4 separate regions of the Homo sapiens genome follow, and regions 1, 2 and 3 are each linked to region 4. Evidence: chromatin loops called from intact Hi-C (ENCODE). Cell type or tissue: Calu3. All regions are shown on one strand. Region 1 overlaps SPAG17 (sperm associated antigen 17). Region 2 has its middle 62 kb from the start of SPAG17. Region 3 has its middle 20 kb from the start of TBX15. Region 4 overlaps SPAG17 (sperm associated antigen 17).

Evidence for each region. Peaks named below come from ENCODE experiments on the same cell type or tissue, not always from the same donor. Only the 100,000 strongest peaks of a DNase experiment are listed, where the experiment ranks them.
Region 1: it touches region 4 in a loop (10-fold over the local background); 14 of 110 quality-filtered maps call a loop at or near these places.
Region 2: a loop joins it to region 4, with 4 times the contacts of the local background. A loop is called at or near these places in 5 of 110 quality-filtered maps.
Region 3: it touches region 4 in a loop (6-fold over the local background); 8 of 110 quality-filtered maps call a loop at or near these places.

Annotation. Positions count from the first base shown.
Region 1 is chr1:118,146,996-118,154,995 of GRCh38, forward strand. It overlaps SPAG17 (sperm associated antigen 17), which reads right to left. Exons shown (of 49, transcript NM_206996.4): 2 at 4,234-4,374; 3 at 3,548-3,634. Among named protein-coding and RNA genes, the nearest start is that of SPAG17, 34 kb to the right of the region's middle. In Calu3, a CTCF peak has its summit at 4,533 (motif pointing right); a DNase peak (open chromatin) is centred at 4,526.
Region 2 is chr1:118,243,085-118,251,084 of GRCh38, forward strand. No RefSeq gene overlaps it. Among named protein-coding and RNA genes, the nearest start is that of SPAG17, 62 kb to the left of the region's middle. In Calu3, no CTCF peak of the experiment used is centred here; no DNase peak of the experiment used is centred here.
Region 3 is chr1:119,004,283-119,012,282 of GRCh38, forward strand. No RefSeq gene overlaps it. Among named protein-coding and RNA genes, the nearest start is that of TBX15, 20 kb to the left of the region's middle. In Calu3, no CTCF peak of the experiment used is centred here; a DNase peak (open chromatin) is centred at 4,579.
Region 4 is chr1:118,072,599-118,080,598 of GRCh38, forward strand. It overlaps SPAG17 (sperm associated antigen 17), which reads right to left. Exons shown (of 49, transcript NM_206996.4): 16 at 1,941-2,002; 17 at 1,256-1,369. Among named protein-coding and RNA genes, the nearest start is that of SPAG17, 110 kb to the right of the region's middle. In Calu3, no CTCF peak of the experiment used is centred here; a DNase peak (open chromatin) is centred at 4,893.

The sequences.
Region 1 (8,000 bases), 74 kb after region 4:
TCTTCCTTTGAATTCTTATACACTTTACCTGTCTCTCAAGAACTTCACTATTTTCTGCATTGTGTTATTCACTTACGCAGCAACTATTATTGAATGCCTACCACGCGCCAGGCTTATGTCCATATACATTTTGTCCTTTTTTCTCTCTAGCTTGTTCTTAAGCTTCCTGAGGTTAGAGTCTTTGCTTCTTGAGGTTAGAGTCTTTATAATATTAATATTCCTTCCTCTCTCTTCATCGTCTGATAGTGCCTGGCACTAGTGCTTTAACGAGTATGTTTGTTAATATTCGGTAAAACCGGCTACTATATAATGCAGGCAATAAGCGTATATTTTCAAATGTGTCCATATCCTCAAGTAGGATTCACATGTGGGAAATGGTGCTTATATGCCAGTGCATGGGTTCATCTTCATCCTCATTATTAAATAATAATGAGATGATAAAGCAGTAGCCAACATTCCTGAGAATATACACAAATAATAATATTCTGTTCTCATTCCCACATGAGTTCTTGAAACAGTTCCTAGTAGAGCAAAACATGCTTTCCAAAAAGAGAATGTGAATGAACAAATGAGCTGCAGCTACGTCTCTACAGAATTACATTAGCACAAATCTAAGCAGCTTTTCAAAGAACTATGGTTTATAAATAAAGACTTTCATATATACAATGCCATGGCTAGATGAAATTCTAAGGTTTCAGGGGAAATTACACAATCTCATAATGAGGCTGTGTGTACACAACACCATGCCATCCAAATGAAAACTTGAGCAAATCACTTAGGAATGTGGTCTTTGCTAGCCCAGACATTTGGAGTCATTATTGGAAATATGCAATGTGGCTCTGACACTATTTTACTACTCATGGATGAAGTATACTATACAGAAGTCTCACTTTAGTTTGCTGCTTCTAATCAACCACAGGCTAGGAAACCAGAAAGCCTAATTGATTAAAATTGTGTTTAAAATAAGAATAACTAGGCTTTGATTTAAAGCTAACGAGAGTACCCTACAAGTAGAAGTAAATACAGGTGTTTAAATGCATGGCTGTTATATCGTGAGTTCCTTATCTCCAAAATGGAGGTTTCTAAAAAGTTACCATGTAACAAAAGGAATTTGTTAGATTATCTTTTATCTCTTCTCCCACAGTGCAGAGTTTCCTTTGAGAAATGGGATGTTGCAAGACTTTCGCTCCTCAGGAGTTTACCACTATCAAGTGTCCTAGTGTGTCTGGAGTTGATTCCTTCCAGTGGGTTCCTCGTCTCACTGACTTCAAAGAATGAAGCCACTGACTTCGTGGTGTTACAGCTCTTAAAGTTGGTGCAGATCCAAACACTGAGCAACAGCAAGAGTTGTCACAAAGAGCGAAAAAACAAATCCTCCACACTCGGCAAGGGTACACGAACCTGCTGCAAGGTGCTAGCTCAGGTGGCCAGCTTTTATTCCCTTATTTGGCCCTGCCCACATCCTGCTGATTGGTCCACTTTACAGAGCGCTGATTGGTCCATTTTACAGACTGCTGATTGGTCCATTTTACAGAGTGCTGATTGGCCCATTTTTACAGAATGCTGATTGATGCATTTACAATCCTCTAGCTAGACACAGAGCACTGATTGGTGCATTTACAATCCTCTAGCTAGACAGAAAAGTTCTCCAAGTCCCCACCCGACCCAGAAGCCTAGGCAGCTTCACCTCTCACTAGTTGGTACAACCATGCAAGATTCTAAACAGAAATAGATTCATGAGCACACTGTCCACATGTCTCAAAGGTCCAGAAGTCCCAAGAGACTTTCTGGGCCTATTCCATGGCCACCACTCGCAACTACCATGCAGCTCTGCAGGGGTTGCCAGTGACTTTTCAATTGTCTTGGGATGAGAGGTACTAGGTAGCAGAGTGCTTGAGCAGGTCCTAAATGTGAAGGGACTGAGATGGGAAATATTCCCCTCTTCTCCAGATGTGCAACCTGTCCTTGGCTGATGCTGACAAGGAGCCTGAATTTGTTTTATGGTCTTTATTAGTTTTGCTTCAGCGACTGGCATTAATGAATGTCTGGTGCACCTCAGGTTCAGTCTCCATGGCACTCCACCCACCTTCTCTTTTCTTCTGGAACCATTCAGAAGAGTGTATGTGAGCGAGTGTGGGAGGCTTATTGCCCAAATGCTCCACTGGAAGAATGTGGTAGAGCCAGATGTGAAATGGACCCCCTGAGTGAAGAATATGCAACCAAGAGTCTCAGCACATATTGGAGAGGAATGGCTTTCTAACTTAACTCTGGGTTTGTAATCTTGTGCTATCCCACATCCAAGTCAGAATGCCTGTCCAGACTAGACATCAAAACTAGGCTGCTATCATTTCTGATTTTTACTGAGTATCTGTGAAGAAGAAAGAATCTTTTGGGGGGTTAATTGATCCCAGGCCTGAGAATTGGATGTGGATTTCTATAGCCACTCACAAGAAAAATTCCAGTATTTTAAATCCACGTATCACATAATGTTTCAAGTGGAGCACACACATTCGGAACATTATAAAAAAGAGACAAAGTATATTATTTGACTGCAAAAGCACAGATAACTTTGGCATGATGGTGAGCGCCGCGTAGCAAGAGTTAATGCTATAAAATTCACAGCACTGTCTATTGTGAATAAATCCAATGAAACTTGTTCAGATAGTACTCAAGCAATACTAAATAGACCGTATGTAATCACCCAAGACCTGAGACACATAAAAACTTTATTAGTCATCACTGAAATAAAGTGCAAACAAGTTCGTCTTAGAAAGATTCAAAACTCTTTATGTTTTAGGTCGGCTGCTCCATAAAACAGTGCCTGACAAATTTTAAGTGATATTCTAATTAATCACTGGATTTTTATAGTTTCTTGAAAGCTGTAAGTTAGATATTAACAAGGCAGGGTGAGAAGAAATCCCCTTATACGGAGAATGAGTCCTACGTCCTTTGCACAAGCCCACTGGGTCAGCCAAGCCAGATTTTATACTAAGCAGCTGTTGGAAATGGAACGGACCATTAATCCGAAGAGTATCATTATTTTCATATCGATTAAAGTGGGATATAAACCGTGCACCAAGTTCACAAACTGATGGAAAATCACTGCAGCTGTACCTCTGTCTTATACAAGAAACACTTTCTGGCGCATTTTTACATTGTTTTTTTCGAGAAACTAACACTTTGTAATATACTGATCATATGACTCTCCTTAATGCTGTCACATACTCAGCAATTATCATGAGAAAGTATGACCCAATACTTTGTGTCTATAGAAGTTTCTGATTTATATTTTTCAATTATTTCAATTAGATGCAATGATGGTATAAACGATCTAGGAAATTGTATTTGTAAAGGGAAATTTTGAAATTTTAAAATTTTAAAAGGAGGCAGATTTTTTTTGTGTGTGTTCACCATCAGGAACAAATATCTCCAATGAGGAGCAGGCATTTATTTTCAAAGAATGAAATTTAAAAATGGCTATCAAATTATTACTTCAATTCTTTTTTCTAAAAACACAAAAATATCTTCTATAAACACTTTCACTTACCTCATAATATAAAGGAGCATTACCACCTACAGGTTTTTTTGCCTTTTTAGATGAAGCAGATCCAACAAGTGTATTTATTTCATTAATCTGTAAGAAAATTAAATTTACTTATGATGAAAAAAGCCTTATTTGAAGAATACTTAGATATATGTAACTTTCAAATATCTAGGTGATCTGAAGGGTTGGGGAACCTAGCAAGAAAGAGGTACCCATGAATTAGGTAAAATATTTATAGTTACTTCGTAAGCTGTCAGTAATTGTATGGGTATGTGCCACCTGGCAGATCTTTTCTATATTATTGCTGTCCTCTGACCTCTGACAGCTATGATTCTCTGTAGCCTTCATTTTCCAATTAGTCATGTACCTCCCTGGAATCTTAAATAGTCTAGTCTTTTATAATTATTTAACTTGAATTAAATATTTTGTCACAGAACCTAGCATGGTGCCTGGTATGACCTCAGAAATCTTTGTCAAATAAATGAATATTGAATTAACAAAATTAATAAACAAAAATAAATTCTTCCAGATTGAACAACTCAAATTTATTCTGGCTAAATAGTTACTTAAAATAATCCATCAAAATTTACAAAACAGCCCAAGAATATGATAGTTTATTTTATAATTCTATTCTATTATTTTAAGTAAAAAAGTCTTCAGGTGGCTTTGAGGTAGGAAGGGACAGGTACCTGCTGGAGAATGTCTTGCCACGACACCATACTGAAGAGTTTACGCTGAGGGACCTGGACAGCCACGGTAAGGGCTTGGATGAGAAGATCATCTTCAATCTGGTTCCCAACCACAAAAGCAATGGAGGCCTGCCAATCGTTCTATTAAAAATCAGACGGAATTAGATTTTAAATATTCCTGAATAGGTCATTTCGTGTCAAATATTTCCACTGAGAAGCAGAATAATTTTCCTGTAAATCTTACTTGAAAGACAGAGGTGACCTTGTAATGTATGTGGTTTTCTGATTGAAGTAGCCGCAAGGCGGCAGTATTGTGCCAAATTTCATGCAACTTGACCAAAAAACAATTTTCTGGAGAAACTAGTCCTTTTATTTTGAGGAAGACAATTTTTTAAAACGACACTTTCACTAGAATGTTGTCCAAGAATAATCTGGTGTTGGAAAGCAATCATTCATTCCTATGTCACAAATATACATTAAGATGTCTCAAAAAACAGGAATCTTTATTTTGTTCCCTGGTATATCCCAAGACTCTAAATAGTGGTAGGAATATAAAAGCAGCTGAAAAAAACTGTTAAATGTTGGGTCATATTGGATGAGCTGCCAAATGAGAACTGAACCACATCTTTTTCTCTTAATGTAACACAGGAATCTTACTGCTAATTACACTCCCAAGAAATGGGCAAAAATATTACACTTGGACATGAAATTTTGCATCAAATAATTTTAAAAAATTAGTTACTAAAGAATTACATGCAGTACTTTTTTCTCTTTGTTTATTGTAATTGTAATTTCTGTTGGGAGATTAAGAGTGGCGCTCACTGGATTACCTCACATTACCAACTGTGAGATGCTGGGGAAAGCTACTCACGCAAATCAGTATTCCTGCTTTTGAACACTAACAATTTTAGGGAGAGATGAAACAAACAAACACGATAAAGACATCAGAAAAGAGAGGGAATAATAAGGGAGGGCACTCTAGTCATGTGACCTCTCTGGGGCTTAGTTTCCCCATTCATAAAATAAAGGGGTTGGACAGGGCAATATCTAAGCAACTCTCTAGCTCCTCTCTAGAGGTCTGATTCAAATATAGTAAAATGGTCTCCTGGTGAATACCAAAACAATGTCTAAGATTTGAAAAGGTCACACAAATTTAATAAAATGCATCATTTTATTTGGTTCCTCTGGTTTCTGCCCACTTTATAATCAGGTTGACGACAAAACTAGGGTATAGGTGGGAGAAAATACTTTAGTATTAATTCTTTCTTACCATCAAAGAGCAATTGTCCTTAAATCCTTCTTATTTAGCTCCATGGAAGTCTACTAACTACCTAACAAGACTCACCCAATTCTCAAGGCTACCACCAAAACAGAAAACACATGTAAAAGCATAAAAATGTATATTTTACTTGCAAAGTGTGTGTGTGCATGCATGCATGCAGGTAGGTGTGACTTTGTGTGGTTTCCTCTGTTATAATGAGTTGAAAACATTCTTTTGTCTCTAAATTCACCAGGGGAAGACTGACCATTTATTTTTTAAACATTCTGACTTTTAAAAGTAGATATGATATGTATAATGTGTAATGACCTTTCCTGAATTAGATGCCTTTTTTCTCTTGTCTGCTTCCTCAGTCAAAGCTGCAACTGTAGTCATCATTAAAGGGGAAAAATCTCTTTCATTTCACAATAAAGTACACACAGTTACAGTACAGGCAATACCTTGAAGTTCCTGATGACTACACCTTCCAAAACTGAAGATTTTAATAACCACCTTTACCCCCTTATCCCGCTGTCCACTGCAAGTTTCCTTGCCAATATTTGAAAGTTAATGGTGACAAGAAAAGGCTGTCTTTCTGCTCTTTGGGGGGCAACTGAGAAAGAGGGTATTGTAGTCCATTACCCATCTACTTATTAGTATTTGGTGTCAAGGCAGGTGTTGACCATTTCAGACCAGAAAATAAAAGAAGAGAGGAGGGGCAAGAGGGAACTAACAATTATTGTGAATCTGCCATGCGTCAGGCATATGTTATCTCATTGAATCCCTAAGTTACCCTACAAGATAGGTTCACTATTATCTTATAGATGGAAAAACAAAGGTCCAAAAAAGTTAAATGACTTGTTCAAGGTCATTTTGGCAGAACCTCATGGAGACCACAGACATGGCTTACAACTTTGTGATCATTTCAGAACAGTTTTGGGAATAAGTCTTTGGGCTCAGAATGTCTTTCCATAATCCTTAAATTGCACCTAACAGACTATTTGGCCATAATAAAACTATCAGGGAAATATTTATCTCAAATGTATACATGTGTATAGGCCTTCAAAAATAGATTAGGTAGGCTGGGCATGGTGGCTCATGCCTGTAATCTCAGCACTTTGGGAGGCTGACATGGGCAGATCACAAGGTCAGGAGATCGAGACCATTCTGGCTAACATGATGAAACCCCATCTCTACTAAAAGATACAAAAATTTAGCCGGGTGTGGTGGAGGGTGCCTGTAGTCCCAGCTACTTGTGAGGCTGAGGCAGGAGAATGGCATGAACCCAGGAGGCAGTGCAGTGAGCTGAGATCGCACCACTGCACTCCAGCCTGGGTGACAAAGCGAGACTCCGTCTCAAAGAAAAAAGAAAAAGAAAAAAGAAAAAAAAGAGATTAGATATTAAATCCTTAAAACATCATATAATTACTTTTTTAAAAATTATAATTTTACAAAGGATCAAAGAGGTTAAAGAAATTTCCCAAGGTTCTTTCTCTCAAGCGCAAAGCTCTTGTTCCTTCCTTTGCTCCAGGAGACATCTTAACATAAAATTGTTCCTCCAAGTCATGGCACAGTACCGAAACTCACGGGTCCCTGAAGTCACTCTGAGACAGTCTGCCCAGGCGAGAGCACGTTCAGATTTGTTTAGAGCTCTCTAGGAGAGCTGGGTTCCAGGCCACGTCTCCCCATTTCAAGGGGTCTTAAGAGTCGAGCTCTGTCCCAGTTTCCCATCTATGGTCTCTTGCCCACTAAATGTGTGCTTTAAAATTGCATCTATGTGGCAAAACAGGACTCATAACTTTGTCAGAGTTATGGTTTAGTGTCTAATCACATGGCCAGAACCTGAGCAAACATGACAGGGACCAGTCAGACAATAATAACACAAACTGAGAATGCCTACAGAGAAGGATGCACTCATTGTGAGCTGCAGCAGGGGGGCAGTAAGATGCTAGCAAATGTGCAATATTCAACTAATGAAGAACAAGTCATTTCCCCATGTCTAATTGGACAGCATAGTTAAATAAGCAATTCTCTGCAAATACAATTTCTGAGTGTTTCTCTTAGTATTTCAGGGTAACCAGAGATTCCAAACTTCCACCAACTGGCGGCATTTTTAGAAATAAAAAACTTGAAAAAAATCAGACACAGATTAGATTTGGCAAAATACAATCAAAAACACCCCTCCACCCATATCCTATCCCAACATGCAGCTAAATGAAGTCCTTAAATTTAAGTTCACAGGACAGAAAAAGAAATTTAGTATGGAGAAAACAAGGGTAGACCATTGTGGGCAAATGAAAGTATAATGTGTGCAACCCAATTCACCACAGGCTACTAATTACATCCAAACTTCTTAAACTATCTTAAGAAGTTTAAGTTTAAGATAGTTTAAGAAGTTTGGGTGTAATTAGTAGCAAGAGCTGAGAGAAAGAAAAGACTAATAATTTCAGAAAAGCTATACTGGATATATCCAATGGTGAAGGAAGAGGGTCTGGGTCTGTCACACCGA
Region 2 (8,000 bases), 170 kb after region 4:
ATCCCAGGTGACTATTTTACCTTTTTTTCTTTTTCCTGAAACCTCTAATGTCTCTTCCAATTTTCTTCTCAGCTACTGATCAGACTGTCTTCAGATATATGTTCCCACTAGCAAACCTATGAAGCTACATATATCTACTCTCATATTCTTAAAGTCCTAACCTCCAATACCTCAGAATATGACCATATTTGGAGAAAGCGTTTTTAAAAAGGTAATTAAAGTTAAATGAGGTCATTGGGGTGGCTCTTAATCCAATATGACTGGTGTCTTTATAAGAAAAGGAGATTAGGACACAGACATGCAGAGAAAAAAGATTATGTGAAGACAGAAGTGAAGGAAATAATGCGTACAGTAGTCATTTTCCAAGACAAAGTGACTTAAATCAGCTTAGGTCAGCAAACTACAGAAAAAATAGGATATACTAGGCACCTGCTTGGATAGCCAACGCCTGCTTGTCAGGCACCCCCTGCCTCAACCCCCTGAGTTGCCCTCATCCGAACCAAAAAAGTTTAGTCTAAGATGAAAACTTACTAGCCTGAAAAATAGCTCACTTTGTCTGTTCTTATCAACCTGCTCAGCTGCTTAGGTCATAAGTCAAATACTTAAAGAGCTCCTGAGCTGATTAGCATTGCAATGCATTGTGGGCTGCAACAAAATGCAGCAAGACAACCCTAAACAAACAAACAAACAAACAAAAAACACCTAAAGCCCCAACCCAACAACTGATAGGTGTCATCTGGGAAGATTGTAACCCCATAGTACTCAGCCTATGAGGAACTGGGGGAGGGACTTGTGCACTAGGGGATAAATTGCTTGTTGTAACTGTGCTGGGTGTGCCTGCCCATCAGACACCTGATCTTGCAAGATGGTAACTAAAAGTCTCACTTTCGGTGCTCTCGGGGTCTCTGAGTCCATTCTTTGGTTTGGACAGGTGAATTTGTTTCTCACAGAAGGAGACGTACATCTGCAAGCCAAGCAGAGAAATCTCAGAAGACATGAACCCTGTTGGCACTTTGATCTCGAACTTCCAACCTCCAAAATTGTGATTAAATAAATTTCTGTTGTTAAGACATCCAGTCTATGGCACTTTATTATGGCAGGCCCAGCAAAATAATACAGCATCTCTCCTCAAATCCTTCACATTTTCCCCACATCATCATTTTTTCTTCACTACTGAACTATTCACATTAGCATACACATGAGCTATACTGTATTCCATTATTAGAAAAATGTGCTGCCTTGACCTCATGTTGACCGCCCAGCTCTGCTCCCCTTCACAGGAAACTGTGAGTAGTCTCTCCTCATTGCTCCTTATATTCCCCTCTCAGACTCCTTGGAACCAACTCCAGTATGGCTTTCAGGCCCACCCCTGCATCAAAACAGCCTTTTCCAAGTTCAGCAGTGACCTCACGTCGCCAAATTAAGCGGGCTCCTCTTAGTTCTCATCTTCCTCACTTGTCAGCATATTTGACCTGGCTTCTGATGAAATACTTGTCTTGGCTTTTGAAACTCCTTTTTAGGTTCTGGTCACTCTATTCTCTGTCTGGTTACTCTTTCTTTTTTGCTTGTTTCTTCTCATTTTCAGCATCTCCTTTTATGTTGGGGTTTCTGGGGCTCAGTCCTTAGGTTTCTTCCCTGACTACCGTCACTCTCAGGTGGTCTCATTCTAGTGTCATGGCTTTAAAAGCCATCTCTTCACTGAAGACTCACAAATGTATCCCCTGAACTATATATAGATTTCTCTGTTTAAACATCAATAAACATTTTCAATTTGTCTTGCCCAAAATAGAACCCTTGATCTTTGAATTGGCCTCCACCCTTGTTTTTTTTGTATTTTTCCTCATACCATAAATGTTTCTTCAGTTTCTCAGGGCAAAACCTTGGAATCATACTTGTCTTTTCTCTTTCAAGCACTTCTCACATCCAACCCAAAGCAATTCTCCTGGTTCTTCCTTCATAGGTATCTAGACTCCAGCTGCACCTCAGCATCTCCATGGCATTTTTTCTGGTCAAAGCCGTCGTCCTCTGTCATTTGGACTTGTGCTATCTTTCTAGATGCTCATCCTGTTTCGATCCTTGCTCCCTAATGATCAATTCTGTAGCCAACGTGATATTTTTAAAATTTGTCCGTGCATGTCTTCTTTCTTCCTCAAATCCTTACCTAGCACTCCATCTCACTCAAAATCTAAAATCTTTATCCCGACTTAATGGTGCAGTGTGATCTGTCCCTTGAGGCTTCTCTGACCTTCTAGTCTTCTATGTTCCCCTTGCCCACTCAACTGTTGTTACATGGGCCTCCCTCTGTTCCTACAACGTGTCACAAACATTCTTGCCACAGGGCCTTTGCAGGTGCCATTTCCCCTCCCTCAAATGCTCTTTGTCTAATTATCTTTGTGGCTTTTTCTCCCATTTCTTTAAGTTTTTCCTTTTCAGCTGTCTTCTTAGAAGAGAGATCTTCCATGTACTTCATGTCTAAAATTGTTCCTTCTGCCTCTCTCCTTCCTTCTCTCTACTCAGGCTTCAAGAGACCCATTATGATTGCAGTTTTAAAATGTGTATTGTTGAAGGAATGAAAGACAAGAAAATTTTAATTGTTAGCAAAAAGAATTTTGATGTATTTATTTCAGATGATTACTTTTTTCCTGCAATCTCATTTTAGTTAAGAACAGTAAAATTACTGTTGAGAACTTCATTGCATGGAAGAATGGCCCCCAATGCACTGCCCAACTTTGATAAAAACATCATTCTGAAATATAAAAAGAACACGGGACCTTCTCTATGAGCAACCCTTACACACTAAATCTAATGACATTGAAGAAACAACCAAAGGTGCTTACATCTTTTTTTAGTCAATAGTGAAAGGGAAAAATATCAAATAATGTCTCATAGGCCTCTTCTTGGTGCTCAAAGTTTTCTACGCTACTTTTTAGTTATTTGTGGGTTTGCTTTACTGTGAACCTATGATAAGGGGGAATATTTTGCAGATAGTTGCCTGTATTTAATAGATATGCCATAAAGCAAACTGGAAAAAGAAACAGACATTGGTAGGAAGAGGAGGAAGTAGCACAGGTAAAAGTGAGCAAGACCAGAACAAAATTATTGAAGTGGACATCATTTTGTGGTCCTGGTGAAAACTCCGCCAAGTGGCATACAAAGATATTTTAGTTAGAAGTTTATGAAAAGGAAAAAATTAGTAAGGAAGCAGAGCACTTACTGAGAAAATTTGACATCATTTGCTTGCTTCTCAAAAATAATATTAATGGCAATAAAATTAACAGACTTGACAACTTTCTTTATCATTAGAGGAGAAATTTGCACTCTGTATGCATTTCACAAATATTAGCTATTAAAAAGCCCAGGGAGTTAACTGCTTGACCAATAACCATCAATTCTTATTATTGTCTTTCTATTAAAGAAACAAATTAAAATCTCTTCCAGTGAACATTTATTTTCCAAAGTCAAAATCTTTTAGGGTTGCATCTGCTTTTCTGTTAACACTTTACTAACTACAGCCAAGGGGTTACTTTATCCCTAGGAATATGTTTAGTTCCCCAACCCCATGTTCTATATAATGTTTTCCCTTTGTGAACCTTGAATAGTTTGAACCTAGCACTGTTTCAGAATCATTTACACTCAACTCAGGTCACTCAATAAGTAATGCTTGATGTCCAGTAAGGCATTTAATATGTCATACTAAGAGTGATTCAATTTTTTTTTGCCAAGGATATGCAAACTGATATACCAGGAGATTTGAAATTCAAAACACATGATATCTGAGTGAGTCCCAAGCTTGGCACAATTTCTCTTTTGCTTCTCCTTCTCTTTTCCCTCTCTCTACACTTGCAGATATAATCTAAGAGTCATCTGGCTGTTTGGCAAGCTATTTATTATTATTTAGAGGAATTCTAGGAGGATTTATTTTTAAAGAAACTAAAATATGGGTGTAATATTTTAGCCTTAAAACTGCCATTCAGGGCCTAGAGTGAAGCCTCTTCTATAGGTAGGTATTGCCAGGTGTTCTGAAAAATGCATCTGCTTCTTGTACAGGGTCAGAGTCTTTCACAGTGAGGAGAAAGGTGTTGGTTCTACAAAACAGCCCAGGGAAGTGAAGTTGAAATTGATTGAAGTAAATTATTCCTAAAGCCTTGATTCTCCCCTCCTTTGAAGGCAGGAGTAAATTTGGTTTCCTGCATCCAGGTGGTCCTCAGATGTCCTAAATTAAAACATGGTAAGAATGGGTTTTTCACAACAACGCTACCCTGACCAGTCTACCAGGGTCTACATCCCTCCACTGTGATTCTGTGCAATAGACCCAGTGGAAATTGCAGGGTAAGCAGGCAATGAGGAAGCACAGTTCTTTCCTCTGTGTTGGAAATAGGCCAAGATTGTGAATGTTAATCACCCAATTCTTGTAAAAGGTACTACACAGCCTTTAATAACCACAAATGGCTGGAGTCTTCATTTTTCATTTCATCCGTGATGCTCTGTCAGCGGGAGGTGGCAGCTGTAAACGAATATTGAAGCAATATCCCAAACTAGAAGTAGAAAGTCAGAGCCCTGACATTGTTGATCTCAGAGACTTGAGACACGATGAAAGACAGGCTTTGAGTATCAGTTTTCCATTGCTTTTTAGGCCAAGTCTAACTATCAAACATTTCAGGGAGCAAATATCTGTCCTTTTGTATCTTCCCTGCCCTGCTGTATCCACTTTGCTCTCTAAACAGTGCTGCCACCAATAGGCCAGATGATGCCACACAATACCACCATCTGAGCTATTGTCTCAGGAATACAGCCTTTTTCTTCCTCCCACTCCCTGCTCACCTAGAACACACTGATGGCAACATGTGCTTGTTTCGTCATGAATCCTCTTAAGTTTCTTTATCACAGTTGGGAAAATAACAGGGAAACAATCCCCAGAATAACAAAATAAATGTGAATTACAAATTTTGTTGTTCTTGTTGTTAGAGACAAGGTCTCGCTCTATCACCCAGGCTGGAGTGCAGTGGAACAATCATAGCTCACTGCAGCCTCAAACTCCTGGGCTCAAGTGATCCTCTTGCCTCAGCCTCCCAAGTAGCTGAGACCATAGGTATATGCCACCACACCTAGCTAATTTTTAAAGTTTTTGTAGATACAGGGTATCCCTATGTTGCCCAGGCTGGTCTTGAACACCTGGTCTCAAGTGATCCTCCTGCCTCGGCCTCCCAAAGTGTTGGGATTAGAGGTATGAGCCACTGTGCCCGGCCAAAATAAATGTGAATTTTAATTTTGTTCAGCTTAGTTGTGTATCTCTAGCAAGTAGCTTAAGCTTGCAGAACATAAATTTTGTCATCCATAAAATCTGTCTACACCATATGATTTATAGTTAGCTCCTTTGATGTGGATCAATTGACAAAACATTAATGATGTAAATTATAAAGTGCTATATTAATGTAAGCTATTTATTACTATTTTTATTATGTAGTAGACTTATAGGAGAATATATTTCTGAGGAATATATTTCTTTTATTTAAGTTTCCCCTGTATCGTGTCCAGGAAAGCATTGGGAACCACTGGAGTTCCCGTAGCGCTCAGAGGACCCAGGTGAAACCAATCATTTTCTTTGCTCCAGAGGAGAGAGAGAAAATATTTTTGTATTGCTGGTGAAGTGAATGCAAAAACATTATTTATGCAATATACTAAAGAGTGTATTTTTTTCATCTACAAGGAAAAGATGACCCCAATTTCCAAATGTATAAAGTGGTAGAAATCCTTTCACAACACAGAAGAACCAAAGTCATCAAAAATTTTCATTATGAACCAGAGCTTTTTCCTACTGTACTGAGTTTTACAAGGAGTTCAGCAGATTGCTTAATGTTAAGAGTAGAGAGTCTTAAAACATGTTTGGATCTAAGGCTACAGATAGAAGGCAGAAACAAATGTTTGGAAACCTAAGTGAAATAAAGGGGGAAGAACAGGTTTGAGGATTAGGCCATTGCCACCCATGCTTCTTTGGCCTGTTTATTTTAGGATGAGGCCTGTCTATTCTTGATTCTATGAGGGGATTCTATTTCATTTCATTTTCCAATCATAGGCTGCTTAACACCACTTAAGCCAATAACTCTCTAGATCTTACCCCATGGGTCCAACTTCTGGTAAAGTCCATACATGCCACTCTTCTGTTAGGCCTTAGGTCATTTTAGCTATTTCAAAGGCCAGAGAGTTTACAAATGTGGGATAAGTCATTTGTTATTCAAGGATTGCTTGTCATTTACAAGAGGAAAAGAAAGAAGTCTCAAAAACAGTTGATTTGGTCATGGAATATGGGTGGAAAATTTTGATGCAGACACAGTCATAGACTGAAGAAAATTCCAATGTTTTTTATGCTATTTCTCCTTTCTTCATGTTCCTATATTCTAGTGAAAGGACTAAGAGGAATCTTGGTTCAAAAAGTAAAGGGGTACTGCTCTTGGGTGACAGGGAACTGTCATTTGGTATTAAAACTCTTCTTCTTGTGCTTAATTAATCAAACAGGTATTTCTCAAGTGAGTATTACATTTCGGGCACTACATTAAGTGCTGGGCATAGAAGGAAAAGCAAAGAGAAGACACGAGACACTGAAGAAATACCATTCGAGATAGGCATGGGCATCAGGCAGTTCAGAAGCAATCTCTAACAAGGTCAGCAGAAAGTTGAAAGTAAGAAAACAAGATTTTGCCTGCGCTTCCCTGCAGCAACAGCTGTGGCTTCTTGCAAAGCAATTAAGCCTGTGGCTAGGATTCCAGTCCCATCTCATCTCAGCAGCCTCGCAGCCTTGGAACTTTCTTGATGGAGACTCTTAATCGATGGCATTTCTTTGTTTTTGCCCTGGCATCTCAGATGGTGGCATTCCCGAGGCTGATTAGCTCCAAGTTCCTTCCCTGTGAAGCCAAAGCCACCATGTAATTTCCATTAGACCTGAAAATGATCCTGATTTAAAGCTTAGATGGAGCCCATAAGCCATCATCTAATCATACTTAAAAAGTTACTGGCCTGGGCTGTATGTTCTTCATTTCTTTAGTAGTAAAATCATTCTTAAAAATATATCACTCTTTGTGAACCATCAAATCAGCCTGATGACAGCCTAGTTTAGAATTGAGTGCTGCAGTAAATGTCAGAACTCTGATGCTGACTTTCTGTGTGACTTTGGGTAAGCTACTTAACTTTCCTTCTTTTATTTCTTTCTCCTGTTCTTTCAGTACCTTTGATATGCCAGGCTTTAAAACTAGACTTGGAGGTAGGGAGGTAAAGGTAGGTGGGTGAGGAGGGGAAGAGCCTACGAAGATAAAGGAAACCTGACCCCTGCTCTGGAGAGAAGCACAGTTTGAGGAAATAGCCTTGAAAAGCAAATAATTAGCACCCCACCGGACAGCACTGCCACTGAGGAGTATGCCAAATGTCGTGGGAGCACACAGGAAAGAGACTCATTCCTTTCAGAAGATTGTGTAGGGGAATTTGACAATGCATCCCAGAGGTCCTTAACAATGAGCTGAATTGTAAGGAATTAAGAGGAATTTCCTGAGTGGAGAAGGGGGAAAGACACTCCTAGTTGTTTTATCCTCAAAAAAAGATAATAATTTTGAATCCTGCTTAGCTCTCAAAAATATTTTGAGAGCAGATACATAAAACACAACAAACTTGGTAGCCCAGCTCCATGACTATCAAAGCTCTCCAGCTCAATGGAAGAATGGTGCTACATTAGACTTATAACTTTTTTATTGTCGTTGTTTTTTTTTTAAGTTAGGGCCTCACTCTGTTGCCTGGGCTGGAGTGTAGTGGCACAATCGTGACTCACTGCAGCCTTGAACTTGGGCTCAAGGGATCCTTCTCACCTTAGCCTCCTGAGTGGCTGGGACTACAGGCATGTGCCACCATTCCTGGCTATTTTTTATTTTTATTTTTTGTAGAGATGGGGTCTTGCTGAGGCTGGTCTCGAACTCCTGGGTGTAAGTGATCCTCCTGCCTCAGCCTCCAAAACTGCT
Region 3 (8,000 bases), 930 kb after region 4:
GGCTGAGGTGGGCTAACAGGGGCGACCTGCCTGTCTGCAGGCCTGTGAAACCCAATCAGTATACCCCCTAGAGAGAGTTGCAAAGGAATGTACGGGTGTGCAGGATGAAATCAGCCCAAGAACCTTTATAGAAACATGAATGTGATCTGTGAGGAAAGCAAGGATGTAACTAAAGCGATGCATTTGCTTTTACTGGCTGACTGACAGGCTTTGGTGGGGGTCGGATAATTTTACCAACCGGTTTCAAAGACCTAAGGCCCTGGCAGAGACATGGGGGAGGGGGCTACTCAGGAGAACTAGAAGACAAAAAGGAACAAATAAAAAAATCTTCCTATATTCCATGCACACAATTCTTAGTCACATATGTATTACATATGCACATACAAACTTATTTAGTTTAAAAAGAAAACCCTTGCCTTGAACAAAGTAGATATGCACATAAGTTCATGCATTCCCTCAGCAAATAATCATTGAATGTCTACCATAAACAGGGCATTTTGCTAGGCTCTCTTTTGTAAATATGTGTATGAGTGTGTCTGTGTCTGTGTCTGTGTCTGTGTCTGTGTGTGTGTGTTGTGTCCGAGTACACATTCAACCAGCAAACTCCAATTTGGCTTCATAGCGGGTTTGTGACACAACTCAGAACTCTGAGTGATGGGACTCAGACTTCAGGATACACACACACTTTGGGTCAATGCCAGAGGTGGCAACAAGTCTGCTGGTGCCCTAGGAGTTCACACTTTTCCTTTTGTGCAGTTGTGGAAGTGGAGGGGGAATAGCCTTGAGCTCCAACTTCCAGCCTACTACCTTTGGGGATAATGCTGAGAAGCAAAATATGTTAAATCCTTTTAAAATAATGCTTTCCATTCCTAAAGTCTGTTCCTCTTCCAGAATCATTCTAAGGAGTTTGGAAATAACCGGGCAACCAATGGATTTCTTTTCAATGACTATGGCATTGAAGAGACTGACTTAAGGCAATTTCCATAAGTGTACACTTCAACAGTATATACACACACAGGCACATGTATACACAAATATACACATGACTATACAAATTTACTTACATAGAATGTAATCATACCTAGAAAAAAAGTAGGATGGAGTGGGGAGGGTGGATTTAGTTTTCCTTACTTTTGAAATTCAGTAACTCCACAAGTAGACTCAAAATATCACTTAGTTTAAAAAATTTTATTTGACAAAAATGATATATATTTACCATGTATATGTTGTTTTGAAATATGTGTACGTTGTAGAATGGCTAAATTGAGCTAATTATCATGCATTACCTCACATACTTTTTTTGGTGTGTGTGGTGAGAACATCTAAAATCTATTAGCAATTTTCATGAAAACAATACATTCTTGAAAATTGCTAACAACAGTCACCATGTGATACAATAGGTCTCTTGAACTTATTCTTCCTAACTGACCAGTCACTTAGCTTTTTAACAGTCATTTTCATGTGCCCTTACCAACTTATCTGCTATATCCGTGTAACCAGGCCAGCAGACACTATCCCAGCCTTGTAGCAGCAAATGACCCAGTTGCCTGTGGCTTCATGGAATAGTCGGTAAAATCCAATCCATACTTCACGGTATGAAATGCTCAGACTCTCTCCCTAGCGGAGCTAGTGGAAGACGCTCAGCAGCCTTAGCATAGGAATCTGTAGGTACAAGCACATTCCTGGACGGCGACTTTGAATCCAGGCCAAGAAAAGAGAGGTACACCAATATTGGGATTCTGTATTTTGGGGGTCTAATTGGTGAGTACAGAACAAAGGAGTGGAGAGGAAGGCAAAATAACCTAAGTAATAGAAAATCCAGCCATAGACTGCAGTGGAAATTAATGGCACGAGAAGCCTTGGGGGCAAAGGTAAGGGGTCGCAGTTGAATGCCACCCGAACTCATCCAGATGCCGCTGCGTTCAAGCTCTCCCAGCACCCGCGGCCGAAGTAAATAACAATTCTCTTAATGCTAAGGCAGCAAGGAGAGGGCACTGCGAACTGCAGACTTTTCTTCTAAGGATGAAGAGGACATTATAAAACTGCACACTACCTCCCTAATGGCCCATTCGTCCTAGCTCTGTCTAGTGAAGTAGAGAGCAGAAAAAAACATCTAGCTCTATCAAGTTGAAAACATTTTCACATTCACCTTAAACTGGTGAAGCAAACGGGTTTTCCCTTTACTAACATCGCTCTTGTTTTTCCATTTAGTCTTTGGGAACGTAGCCTCAATCTTAACCGCGTATGATCGTTTCCACTGCACCTGTGCGGGAGAGACAGGCGCATATCCCCGTGGCGTCGGATCTCTAAATTATCTAATCTGGCGGCTGCGTACGACTCAGGGAAAGCCCTGGCCGCGAGCTTTTTCACCAGGCTTGAGCTCAGCAGCCGGGCCCGCAGTGTTGCCGCCAGTGGGGAGGCAGGGAGGCTGTCGGCGCGCCGGAGCCAGGCGGGAAAGGGACTACAGCCGCCCGCCGTTGTAGCGCAGGAAGCGGGCGGTGCCAACACACACCTCGCAGCTCTGCACGTTCTTCGTGTCTTGGAGGAGAGTAGAGCCTCCGTGTGAAGCTCCGTCCGCACCTGACGAAGAGGAGGGCGTCTTGCGCCACTCCAGCGACTCTGCGATGTTAAGACGCAGACCCGCTGCTGCGCCTGCCTTTGTCGGGGCGGGCGGGCAGCCGCCGCTCGGAGCAAGGTGGGGCTGCGGGGAGGGAGAGCCGCGGGGCAGATCCCTGGCCAAGGTCCTCTAGAAAGCCCGCTCTGCGCCCAAACGCGCCGCTCGGTCCGTGGGCCACTTCGGACCTGACGCTGCCGGTGAATTCACGCGCTCCGGGACGCGCGGGGACCTTTGACGAGGTTTTTGAACTGGGGATCGTCCCCTGTAACCTGGCCGCGTTACCTCCCCAGGTGAGCCGGACTCGCGGGTGGGTTCGGCAGCCGGCGATGTGGCAAAAAGGCAACCTCGCCTTATTTCTAGGGGCTTGGAGATGAAGAGCGGCTGAGTGTCCCCGTCTACCCCAACCCGGGTATTACCCTCTTTTCCGTCTTCTAGAAGGGGAAAACCATGCTGTTTTGAATTCAACATATTTAGATTCTGAAAATCGACGGCCCTTCCCTTCTTTCCTAGGAAGGCCTGCCCCGTAGGCACAACCTTCGGAGAAACGGGCGGCGCGTGAGTTCCCTGGAGCCGCCTCCTGGGCATCCAGGCTCCTGTCGCACGGCTGGTGCGGCGCCCACTGGGCGTGGGGACTGGGCCCAAGGCTCCCGGGACCGGGTCGTGGTTAACGCCGAGGCCAAGCCCTTCGAAGAACTCTGAGTTCTCTGCCTGACGTTTTGTCCCTCAGGAAGTGTCCCTTCCCGACTTTTGAGGGTGTCTTGTTCTTTGACGGGGTGGCCCTGTGGGGGAGGAAGGAGAAGTGTTCCTCCACTGCTGTTCTGTGGAGCGGGACCTGGCTTTGTTCGGCCTCCCTGCTCTCGGGAGCCTGTACTCCGGCTCGCACGCCTGACTGCTGGCCCTGGCCGCTGCTCGGGCCCCGCGCAGGCACACGGGACAAGGCGAAGCCCCGACGCCCAGAGGGCGCTTGGGCCCAGCACACCCGCGCACAGCCCAGGAAACGGGAAAGGCCACTGTCTGCTTCCCTTTCGCAGATTCTATCCGCTGGCACGCGAAGGTCACACGGGCTCTCAATGCTAATTTGGAATGGGAAGCACCACGAAGGGTTGAGGTAGCCTGGTGGCCCTGACTGCGCAGGGTGCGGACAGTGAGCCCGTATCCAGCTTCGCTGCCACGCGCCTAGCAGCCCGGCGGCCCCGGCCCGGCCCAAGGAGGAGGCAGGCCGCCTGGGTCGGCTTCCGTGGCCTGGGGGTAAGCTCTGATTCACCCCAAGGTGAGGTCCCCGGGGATGCCCAGATTCGGGCCGGGAAACGCACCGGGAGAGAACCACCAAGCGCTCTTGGTTATGAACCAGAGCTTATAACTGTGGCCGCAGCTAGACCTAGGGGAGGCCTGAGCGCCGAAGCCTCCGTTTCCTCGACCGGAATTCGTGAGCTATTAAACATGGGCCCTAGCGGGGCCCACGCCCTGTCTTCCTTTGCTGACAAGGCTCCGCGGGGTAGTGGGCGGGAGACAAGGGTCTCAGAACAGAGGGGCTGGCCCGGCGCGGCGGGCCAGGAACTCCCGGGCGTGTGTGTGCAGTGGTGCGGGGTGGGGGTGGAGGTGAGGTCTCCTTTAGTTCCTGGGATCTGGGAATCCCGGCTTCTCGATCTCATCCGGCGCGGAGATCTTAAGGGTCGGTGGACCAGTTAGTGTGTACGGCCTCACCCCTCCGCCTCCAGCTTTCGAGGCTCTCCGCTTCAGAGCTCCAAAGGAAAACTTCTGCGACTTCAAGAACGTCCTGCGCATTCACATGGGGTCGCTTCCTGGCTGGTTGAGGAGAGTGAAAGTTCTAGTGCCTAAGCCTCCTTTTCTCTTGCCCATTTTTCTCACTCCTCAACCACAGATAAAGAAACACTACATCGTTGAAAAAAAGTAGTGAATTATCTACCAGTGAGGTAGAGGAAATTAACAGTCCCAAGACTGCCCCCAGGTGATGGTTTTCAGGAATAACATTTCTGGGCAATCTCAGGTCGCTTATTTCTCTTCGGAGCTAATTTCATCTGTGATAGAAAAGTTATTGAATCCAAAGGCTATGTTAATCCCCCCAAAAGGAAAAAATGGCCCCAGAAACCTCCTGCCCACAGACACTGAGAATTTGTTCAATTTGTCTTTCTAGCCTTACATTTGATAACTGCACTTCCAAAAATCAAACGCTCTCCTCCCCAAAAGGCAGACATGCTCCCACCCATCCCCTTTTCTTCTTCTTTTCCTTCTTTCTAGTTTCCTCTTTCTGAAACAATAGCGCGGGCTGCTGGAGTCAGTCTGATGATATAATCCTTAAGGCATTCACGGGCAGACCAAGGGCCAAGCTATCAAAGGGTTCAGCTTTTTCTTCTTTTTAAAAGCTGTTTACTATTCAGGAAATTTGGTAATTATTATTTTTTTCTTCTCCATGTAGTGGTATTACCCTCTTCCTTTTGATATTGGATCCTTTATGGGCCCCTAGCTTCATGCTCTAGAGAAAGGAGAAAGATGAAGGGACTGAATTCTGCAGCAGAATGCAATTTTCCTTAATGTCATCACTGCTGCTGAAGACCAGCTGAGGGCTTCCAAAAGAACGGGAACCCCCAGAGCAGTCAGAGAGTCCTCATGTTTCCAGGGGCAGAAGAGAGTGCTAATACCGTTTATTCTTTTACACCACAAACTTGTTTTTGTTTTTGTTTTTTTTGCATGTCACTCCACCAAAATACTTTCAGTGCTTTTGTACTAGGATTGAAAATGCGCACCAGAAGGGGAAAGAGAAGATTAAAATCATATTTTAAAAAAGTATTTGTTTAGAATGCCACGCTGAATTTGGTGTGGGAGGGTTACTAATCAATACTAATATCCTTGGAATATTACATGTTTATCATGGTTTTTCTTGAGTTCAGTATAGTGCCTTGCTTATAACAGGCAGCATGCAACAAATAATTGTTGGTTGAATGTTTGAGAAATGTAAAGCAAAGGAGCACAAACAGGATTGGTAATTTAACTCCATTTAGTTAAAAAATGACAAGTTTCTTGCACTAATGTGTGTCCTACAAAGCAAGACCATTTCTGCTAAATCGTGAGGCACTATGTTTAATCAGTTTAAATTTTGTCTCCCCCACTGAACTGTAACATGAGATCAGAGACTCAATGTTAATACTTTCATTATATACAACATCTTGCATATTGCTGGGTACATTGATTAATCATCTTAGAGTATGGTGAAGGGGAAGATTCAGCTTAAGATGGAACATGTTAAGTGGAAGTTAATGTGCAGGTATCCCCTTGGATAGTGCCAAGTATCCCTGTAGATGGGTAATAGTGGTCCAGGGGTAGGAAAATTTTTGTTCAGACTCCTCCTTTGATTGGGTCATATCTCTTCCTGCCCACATTCTCTCCAGAACTACCACTTTTCCCTCCTGATCTTACCTTATTAGGATATGAATGCACAGAAAAGGGGATGAGTTGAGCTGCACTGTCATAAGCTGTGATGACTGGTTAGCAGTCAGTTCGTGTGGATACTAATGAGATCATCACAGAGGTTCTATCCACTGGGGCACTAGTTTGGCCTTATTCCAAGCACATCCATGACATCCTTTCCTATAAATGTATTCTGCTTGGCCAGAGAGAATCAGGAAAGAGACAACCTTAATATATCTTCACAGAAGGTTATATTTTTTGGAAAAGGAATGCCAATCAATTGGATTTTCCCATAGGAGCCAAGGCATCATGTAGGCTTATGTGCCTGTGCCAGACTGTGTAATAAGACATAGAATATGTTTTCAAGGAGCATTCTATTTTCTCCTCTTTTGTGTTTTTCGTTGAAAATTTCCCCATCACAAACATAGGCACTGGAGATCAAGTTATGGCTTTCCAACTAGAATGACTTCTGCGTTCTTGAATTGCCATCTAAGTAGCACCTTGCACCTAGGATGTAAAGCATAATATGGAATGCTGGCCTTCTTAGTAATGACTATTTCACCTTTTGATTATTTACTACATTTCTGCTTTAGCATGTTAAAAACCCCCTATAGCTGAATTGAATGTTGACTAAATTAGAAGGCACACAATGCTGGGTTTGATCCAAAATCCACAAAATCAGAAGTATTTTCTATCTCAGCCATACACGCTACCTATAATGGTGAATAGCAACTGTAACTAGGCAGGGCTCTTCCTTTTGATCAGGTAAGAAATTTTAAAGAATTAAAGGATTGAAATTGTGTAGAGAGTAATGGGGCTGATGTATCTTTTAAAACCCCGGAATTTATAACAAATGAGAGTTGTTCCTCTAAGAAATTACCCTGGGATTCTATAGCTTATAAAAATGATTGCTCAAAACATTTCTGGAATGCCTCTTTTGGAAATGACTTGAGGGATTCTGCATCATCACTTACTTCAATGCTCTTTTCTTCTTGCTGGCTAATGTGGGTGCGCTCTGGGAAATCAAAGCTGCTCATGCTGAGGAATTAACTCTAAAAGCTGGGAGTATCCAGAGCAGAATAGTATCTTTGCCTAGAAAAATGGTGTCATTTTAGTGGTATTACTGAGATGGAACACACAGCAAGCAAAATGGTGGCCTAAAGCAACTGTGGGCCAGTGGTTGCAGACCTTGGGAACAAAGCTGCCAAAGGAAATCACAGCAGATTCCTAGAGGGATTGTGTCTACCTGGGCAGCCCCAGATATTCCGGGTTTCCTTACTTGAGAGAGAGCTTGTTCTAGGACAGCAGCCCTATCTGGAAGTTTCTGAGATATTCTAAGGAAGTTTTCAAGAAGAATTAGACTAGCTGTAAGTCCCTTCCTTACTCATCTTCCCTCTCAAATACAACAACAACAAAAAAAAACAAAAATGAATGTGTTTGACTAGAATTCAGACTAGTAGGGCTAAACAGTGGAATTATGAAAGTTTACTGATGACATAAATGATGAAAGAGCATTTGTAGTTTAAGAAATTACAGCCACATGGCCAACCACAGGTTTCTGAATGCCCCCAACATAATCTTCCAAAGTGCTGACCACGGAAAAACTCCGCACTCACGACTCAGCTCAGGCCTGCTACCTAGCTGGTGCTGGAATTGTGGGGAATCTTGTGCTCCAGCCTACACAAAATACTGGCAGCTGGAGGTAGAGAAATTGTCCTCTTTGCTCCTTATTGATACTTCTAGGTTGTTATCCCTTTCTTCTCCCTAATTTCCCTGCTGCCCCAGGTTTTGGAAATGATGCTATCAGTCTACAGACTCCCAAGACCACTCTCCCTCATTTCTTGAAGATTTTATTCCTGGATCATTATCATTGTCTCTAGTGCTTCTCCCAGCATAGTTTTTGTGGTTTCATGTTGAAGTAAATGATCTTATAATACCGTAGACTCTTGACCTTCTG
Region 4 (8,000 bases):
ATAGAAAAAGAGGCAATTATTAACTGCAGAGAAAATAAAAATGGTACCCATACAGGAAATGTAATTATAGAATACCACACAGTTCAGCTGTGAATAGCACTTACATAACTGAAATAAAGTGAGTTCTGAATACTTATCTAACCAAAAATTACGATATTGTTAACAGTATCAGAGAATGGAGAAGTGCTAATGTGAATGTGGGGGTGGGTGAGCCTGTACCTGTACATGCACATGTGTGTTGGATGGGGGTGGGCAAAGCTGTGTTCTCAAGAGCGAATCAATTGGTAATGATGTCACAAAACTAAAACTAAACAAAATATACTTGCTATTTAGAGATCACCGAGTAAAGTAACAAAAGAAAGGGGTAAATGCACTGAAGATTTTTGCCTCTGAGAACTGCGGCTTGGTGGAGTGGGGTGGGGATGGGGGAAGGAGGCTGCTATTTTTCATAGTAAGACTTTGTAGAACTTTCTGGCTTAAAAAACGTTGTAAAACTTTGATAAAAATAAAAATCAAATTAAAAAGACAAAACCAAAAGAGGACAAGTTTTTGTGTAAAAGCTAAACACAACAAAAGGATTTAGGTTTGGGATTACTTGTTATTTTGCTGAGTGGTTAAGAGTACAAGTTCCAGGGCCAGATTTCCTGGGTTTATATCTAGCTTCTCACTTAGCTGCCATGTTACCTTGGACAAAAGTCACTACTGGTCAAGGTGCCTCAGTTTCTTACTGCTTACATAGTTTCTACTTCACAGGGTTATTGTGAGGATTAAATGAGCTAATAATACATATTAATCAGTGCCTGGCACATGGTAAGTGCTCAATGAATGTTGGCTACCACAGATTCCATTGAACTGTTAATCAAAACAGAAAATACTGTGAAATGTGGTGAAATTGAGTAGAATGGATAAACAATATGGAAAAAAATAAGGTTTTTCCCAATAAAACCTTACTTTGTTTTTAGAAAATACATGCAGCAGCAAAAAAATATATATATGCAGCAGTCTTGTATATTTCTTTTTTTCTTAAAATATTTTATAAAAGCATTCTTTCATAAAGTATATTTTAAACTATTTTAGAGAGTCGCTGGGAATGCATAGCTCAAGCTGGGAGTAAATTTATTTTATAGCTGAAGTAAAGGAGACTATTGATCTGAACTAGATCTGAGAGAATGACCTGGAGGTGAACTGTTCTAAATCACAGCAGACTCTCCAGACCTATCTGACCGTCTCCTAGAGAATCACAGTCCATAAATACCTGAAGCAGTACTTTCGGTTTAAAATGTTCAGTAAAACTCCAGTCCATTAGACTGCGCTGCTGTGTTTTCTTTATGTCCTCTAAATCTGCTTCCACCATCATCTTCTTGGGTTTCTAAAATATCATAGGAACACAATTTCAGCTTTAATTTGTTTAAGTCCAAATGGAGCCCTCTTGGGCTCCGTCAACTAACCAGTATGTACTCCATCTAATTGGGGAAATCTGCATATGTATAAATCCATATGGCAACATTTTAGGAGAGCTGCTGCCAAAAAGAGTATGCCTTTGACTTTTTTTTTTATGGGCAACATAATCTAAATATTTTTATTGTTAGGTTATACTCTTCTGAGTCCTGTTAGCAATTACAGGCAGGTTTTCTGAACTCTCTTCAAGACAACGTTAGCTCTACAGGGCTGTATGGTGAGCAGGTGTTTGTGAGGTTGCCAAGCCACACTGTCTAGAGAGGAGCAAGGAGCTGGGAAGTTATGCGCAAGCCGCCTAGCAATATTAACTCCTTTCTGTCCAGTTGGAGCTGCTCTGGGGATGTCCGAATAGTTCCTCTTTTCTAGCCTCAGTATTCTCCTTCTAAGTATCTTCTTTTTTCTTTTTCAGTGTTTCTTACTCCAAGTCATGGTTTTTCTCAGATCATCTTGTCATCTACATTTTCAGAAAAATAATTCCTTACCTTTTCATGAGAATCAGCCTTTGTGACTGCATCATCTTTGATCTCATTGTTTGTGGTCTGCTCTGCAAATCAAAGACACCAACATCCAGTTGTGTTCTGGCTTTGTTCTTGCCCTGCTGGTTAATGCTGTGCTTTTTTGTTGCCCATATGATCTATGTTTCTGTGCTGAAAAGGCAATGCCTGAAAGGCATGTTTTGTGCCTCCAGAAAGGTGTTTGTGTCCATAATTCTAAATCTGTGCCTACCTAGAAAAATTATACTAAGCTCTTTGAAAAGAACCTAGCTTCTTGTGTGATATATCTTAAATCATACCAGATATTCTGCTTTCAGACTGTATCATTCACTTCTAACAATATACCTTTATCTTTAAAAGTTGTAATTATTTACTGATTAAATCAACTTCTTAGTACACATGATTTGTCTTCTTGTGCTGGTGACTATCACAAAGCCTTTTTAAATTTCTGTGGATCTTATCTTGTGGATGACAGACTAGGGTGGGGGCAGGCCATGCGTGCAAAGAGGCACTGGCAGATAAGTGCACTTCCTATTGGAAAATGATACGCTTTCACCATTCTGCAGAGCTTCCCTTCCATTCATTAATCATTTATTAACTTAAAAATTATTTAATGAGCATCTGCTAATTTACAAATGAAGCTTAACAAAAGTTAAATAAATAAATGAAGCGGTACCTGGACTCCATGGACCAATACGAGTCATGCACACTATGGACCAATATGAGTCATGCACACTAGCTTTCCTAGTAATGACAGAGTATACTTATATGATGATTGGGATGGTGATATCATCCTTGGCTATGAAGCAAACAGCCATGTGAATGAACAGGGAAGGAACACATTCATATTGTTGATTTCTGCATCACCAGAAGAAAGAGTTCCATGATAAATAAGTTTAACATAGATCAACGAACATCTCACTATGAATGTCTTAGAATTTGTAATTTGCTCTTGTTATTGTGAATCTCTAATTGAGAAATGGATAATGTATATAGCATTTTGCAAATTTGATCACAGAAATAGAGTATGTGTGTGTGGGAGGTGGATTTTGTGGGAATATACTTTGATGCTGCTGAACAACTGAACAGCCCTGACTTCTTATCACTCTTAGAATAAATGAAGATTATGTCTGACAAAGTTGTACAGGAAATGGCTCTGGCCTAACTCTTTAAGCACAACTCTTTGACTCTCCCTTGCTCATTCTACTCCAGATACACTGGCCTGCTTGCTGTGTCTTGAGGGTCTTGCACTTTCTTTCTCTCTGGTATGCTTTGCCCTTAGCTGTTCACCTTTTTCAGACCCTGACTTCATTCATATTGGTCGAGTATCACCTTCTCAAGAGTCTTCTGCCTCATCCTCTGCTTTGTTTGTTTTTTTTATCATAGCATGTATCTATGCCTAATGCTACTTACTTGTTTATGGTCTGTCTCTCCACCTCATATGTAAATTCCTGGAGAATAGAAACTTCATCTTATTATTATTATTATTTTTAACTGTACTCTGAGCACCCAGCATCTGGCAGGAACTCAGTAAATATTTCCTTTTGATTGAATGAGAAGAATCTACATCATATATTAAACGTGGAAATTAACCTAGAGCCATATAGAGAAATTAGAAATGTGGGAAAAAACCTACAACAAAGCCTTATTCTGTGGCAAGCATAAGACAACTTTTTATTCTGTGGCAAAGAGTACCATATTTGGGCTTCTAGAGGGAGAAGCTGATTGTGCCTATGAAGGACAGGCCAGTGTTTTTCTTTCTTTCAGGAGCACAGCTACTTACATTTTTGCTACTAGTTCCATCTTGCCTTGGGCTGGTGAAGGTGACAGCATGAACGTTCCATTTTGATTTAGGGGAAAACCATACAGCCAATTCAGTTCAGCATTTATATAAATACATCCACTGAAGAGAAAACTCAGGCCAACTATAACTCTAAATAGACCATGATGTCTCATGTGTCCTTGAAGCAATTGATATGAAATCTGTGGATAAAAATTATTCTATTCTGTGGTCTGCCAGATTTCCGGGAGATTTGATATTCCCTCCTATGTTTAAGGATCCAGCAGAAAAAGTCTCCAGTTTAGAAAATATGTTCTAAAAATTATGCATCAGTTATTTTGTCAAAGGAAAGAACATTCTAAAAGTAATCTGAATTATTTATTTAATAGTAGAGTAAAAATCATTTTTTTTTCTTTTTCTGATTTTTGCTTTCAACCACATAATCCTTTGACAGTGTGATTCAGTAGTTTTTGACACATCTGGAAATGGATGCTTTCTCATCCCTTTGAAAAACAGCTTTCCTAATCTGTTTTACTTTAGAGATAACAAGATCCCTCTGCAAAGCAGTTACTTTATTAAAAAAACACCCAACAAGCATAAAGGGCACATCTAAACCTCGCGGTTATCAACTCTCAGGTTTTTCATAAATATCCACTAGGCCCTGTCAAGTTCAAAAATAGTCTCAGATGGAAATCCAGTATTTGGTTAAGAAAAGCACAAATATTCAGCCCTTTATGTCCAGGAAAAGGCTTTTATATGTATTTGATGCTAAAATGGTTGTGCAGGAAATACATGAATGATTTTTGCCTTGTTTAAAGAGAATTAAAGTTGGCGGCTTTGAAGTAAGTATGATTCAGAGTTAGGGAAAGAAATGTAAAATCAACAACATCAACAACAACAAAGTCCCATACTCACAACAGCTACAATGTGACACCAAGCCCAGATGCCCTCCCCCTTTCAAATGGAATGGCTCCTGGAAGTAGGTCAAAATGCACCACGGAGAAACACTTATGGCCCTGAGATCCACCCTCCAGATTGCGTGGCCTCTAGGATACACTGTCCACTATAGCATTTTCAACCCTGAGAATTTAGGAAGTTACTATTCATATAATAATCTACTTTATTCCAGAATCCAGCACACCAATTTATGTAGTTTGACCACCAGGTGGCAAAAGTTGCCTAAGGAAAACTATCCAGCTGCTTTAAAGAAAAAAAAATGAAACAAAACAAAGAAAACACCTTGGGCCTTACACCTCTCCTGGCTTATTCTGACTCTATATTAACCCAGAGTGACTTCCCTGTCATTCATTTGTAGTCCCATAGGATACACTATCGCCATAAGAACTCAGGTTAATTTATTGGCTTAAATTTTTTGAGAGGTAGGCTAATAGGTAAGGGTACTTAGGACAAAGAAATAGGGAATCTACCCTAGTTAGAAGGAAGGAAATCCCAAAGGCAACAAAATCAGCATAAAAATCACCATGAATGAGACTAGGAGCATGGCTAAATCATTAGCTGCATCACCAGGAATTTCTGGAACTCAGGAAGCTGCAAGACACAGTGGAGGAAGCACTGGTTTGAAGTTAGCCCTCTGTTCAAATCCTGACTTCCTACTTGTATGTAGTTGAACAAATTATTTAAACTTTCTAAGTCTTGGTTTCCTCATCTGTAGAATTGGGATATTGGGATAATAGTATCTTTGTCATAGGCTGATGTTTATGTAAGTATTAGTTAATGTACTTGAGATATAGCAGAGCAATATTAAATAAATGTTATTTTCTTCCCTCTTCCATTCACTCCAATTGCCTCCTCTACCAATCCTATTCCATTGATTACTTCCTTTTCGACCCACCTCTAGATTAATGAAAAGGGTAAGATGACCATTAGTCAATACTAACTTAACACTTATTCTCTCATGTTATCACTTTCTTAAAATTTATTTTTTCTTTTTTTATCCAATTTTGGCCCATAACCACTTATTTTTTAAATGTTTTTAAAATTATGAAATATAACACACAAAGAAAAGTGCATGAAACACAAATGTTTAATACAATGAATAATTATAACAGTAAAGTCTCAGCACTCCAGACATCTTATGTGTATCATTTAACAAGCACAGCCTCCTTATTAAACTTTCATATTAATTCTAATTTTTTTGTGTATTGTTCTGAGTTTTCTACATACACAGTATTTACAAATAATGATGGTTTTATTTCTTCCTTTTCAAACCTTATGCTTTTATCTAAAAGAGAAAAAGTCTTGCTTGTTGGCATACACCTCTGATGCAATATTGAATACAAGTGTTTATAGTGGATATTCTCCTGATCTCAAAGGGAATTATTTCAACTTTTCACCTTGATATATAAGGTTTGTTGTAGTAATATGAAAAATAACATTTATATGATTGAGTAGTGTTTCTTCTCTTGCTAGTTTAATAAGATTTGTTTCATAAATTGCTACAGAGTTATACATGCTATTTCTGCTCTATTGAGATTATATGACTTTTCTCACTAATGTGTTAATTGATGTTATATTGATTTTACAATGTATATATTTTCCTTCTATCCCTGTTATAAATGCAACCTGTTTGTGATATATGATTATCATTTAGTATATGTTAGATCAGTTTTCCTATGTTTTATTTAGAATTTTTGCATCTATGTTCGTGAATGAGTTTAATTTAATGAATTACTTTAACTTTCAGTTGTACCACTATCCTTGTCAGTATTCTTATAAAGTTTATGCTAGCTTCATAAAATGAATAGAGGAGGATATGCTACTTTTCTATTTTCTGGAATAATTTTTGTTAAGATTAGAATTATTTCTTTCTTAGTGTTTGGTATCAGTTACCAATGAGATCATTCAGGCTAAGTGTGCCCTATTTGGGAAGATTTTTGATTACTGATATAATTAATTGGATATAAGACTACTCAGGTTTTCTATTTCTTCTTGGGTCATTATTGGTAAGTTATTCTTTTCCAGTAACAGCCCATTTTACTTTCACATTTAGTCAAAGTTGTTTATATTATCTTGCAATCTTTTAAATTTCTGTAGAATCTGAGGGAAGTCTCTGTTTCTTTATTCCTTATATGATTTTTATTCCTGATATAGTTTTATTCTCGATAGAGTTATTCATGGGTTTTTATGATTAACCTTATATAAAAGATTTATCAATATTGTTAGTCTATTCAAAGAACCAAGTTTTTGCATTTTTGTTCTTCCTATGTTTCTATGTTTTCTATTTCATTGACGTAATTTTCATCTATGTTTTCTATTTCCTTGATTTAATATTTTTTGTTGTTTTCCTTCTTCCACTTTATTTTGATTTATTTTGTTTGTCTTTATCTAACTTAAGGTTGATGTTTAGTTAATTAATCTTTAGCTTCTTTTAGAAAAATATTTATTTAAAGCTATAAACTTCTTTTGGAGTACCTCTTGCATTAGCTGCATTCTATAGTTTTGATACTCAGTTTTTCATTATCATTTGGTTTGAAATATTTCCCAATTTCTATTGTAATTTTTCCTTGACCTAGGTGTTAAATTTGGTGTTGTTTAATATGTTAAATTTGGTGTTGTTTAATGTTTGACCTAGGTGTTAAATTTAGGTGTTGTTTAATATGTTAAAATAAACCTATAATCACTAAGACGCTATGGTATAATGGAGGCCTTAATATAGGCATATACATAATTATAAAATTGAAAGAAAATAACTAATGCCATAACGAGAGTGTAGATTAATTTTTTTATTTTTCTTTATAGAGGTGAGGTCTTGCTATTTTGCCCAGGCTGGTCTTGAACTCCTGGCCTCAAGCAATCCTCCTGCCTTGGCCTCCCAAAGTGCTGGGTTTATAGGAGTGAGCCACAGCACTTCACCAGAAGTGTAGCTTAATTATGACCCTGGAATGCTAAGAGAGGCATTTCCATATGGACACATCCAATAAGACTTCATGGAGGTGCCACTGAATCCTAGTCATAGTCAAAAAGAGAACTCAGGGTGGAGGATATATTGTGAGGGAAAGGTACCACAGAGATTGAAAAGAGCAGGCTGTGCAGAGTAAATAGGCCTAATTCTGTTGGGCTAGAACACAGAGTGTGTGAGCAACAGCAAAAAGATGGAAAAAGGTTTTGGGAAAAGTAATTTGATACTACTGGAGAAGTAGGCCAAGGAATTGTGTTCTATTTTGCAGATAGTAGGAAGCCTTTGAAAGCTGTAAGTAGAGAAACAAAATAGCTATATTTTACACAGATTAATCTGACAGTGATGTGTA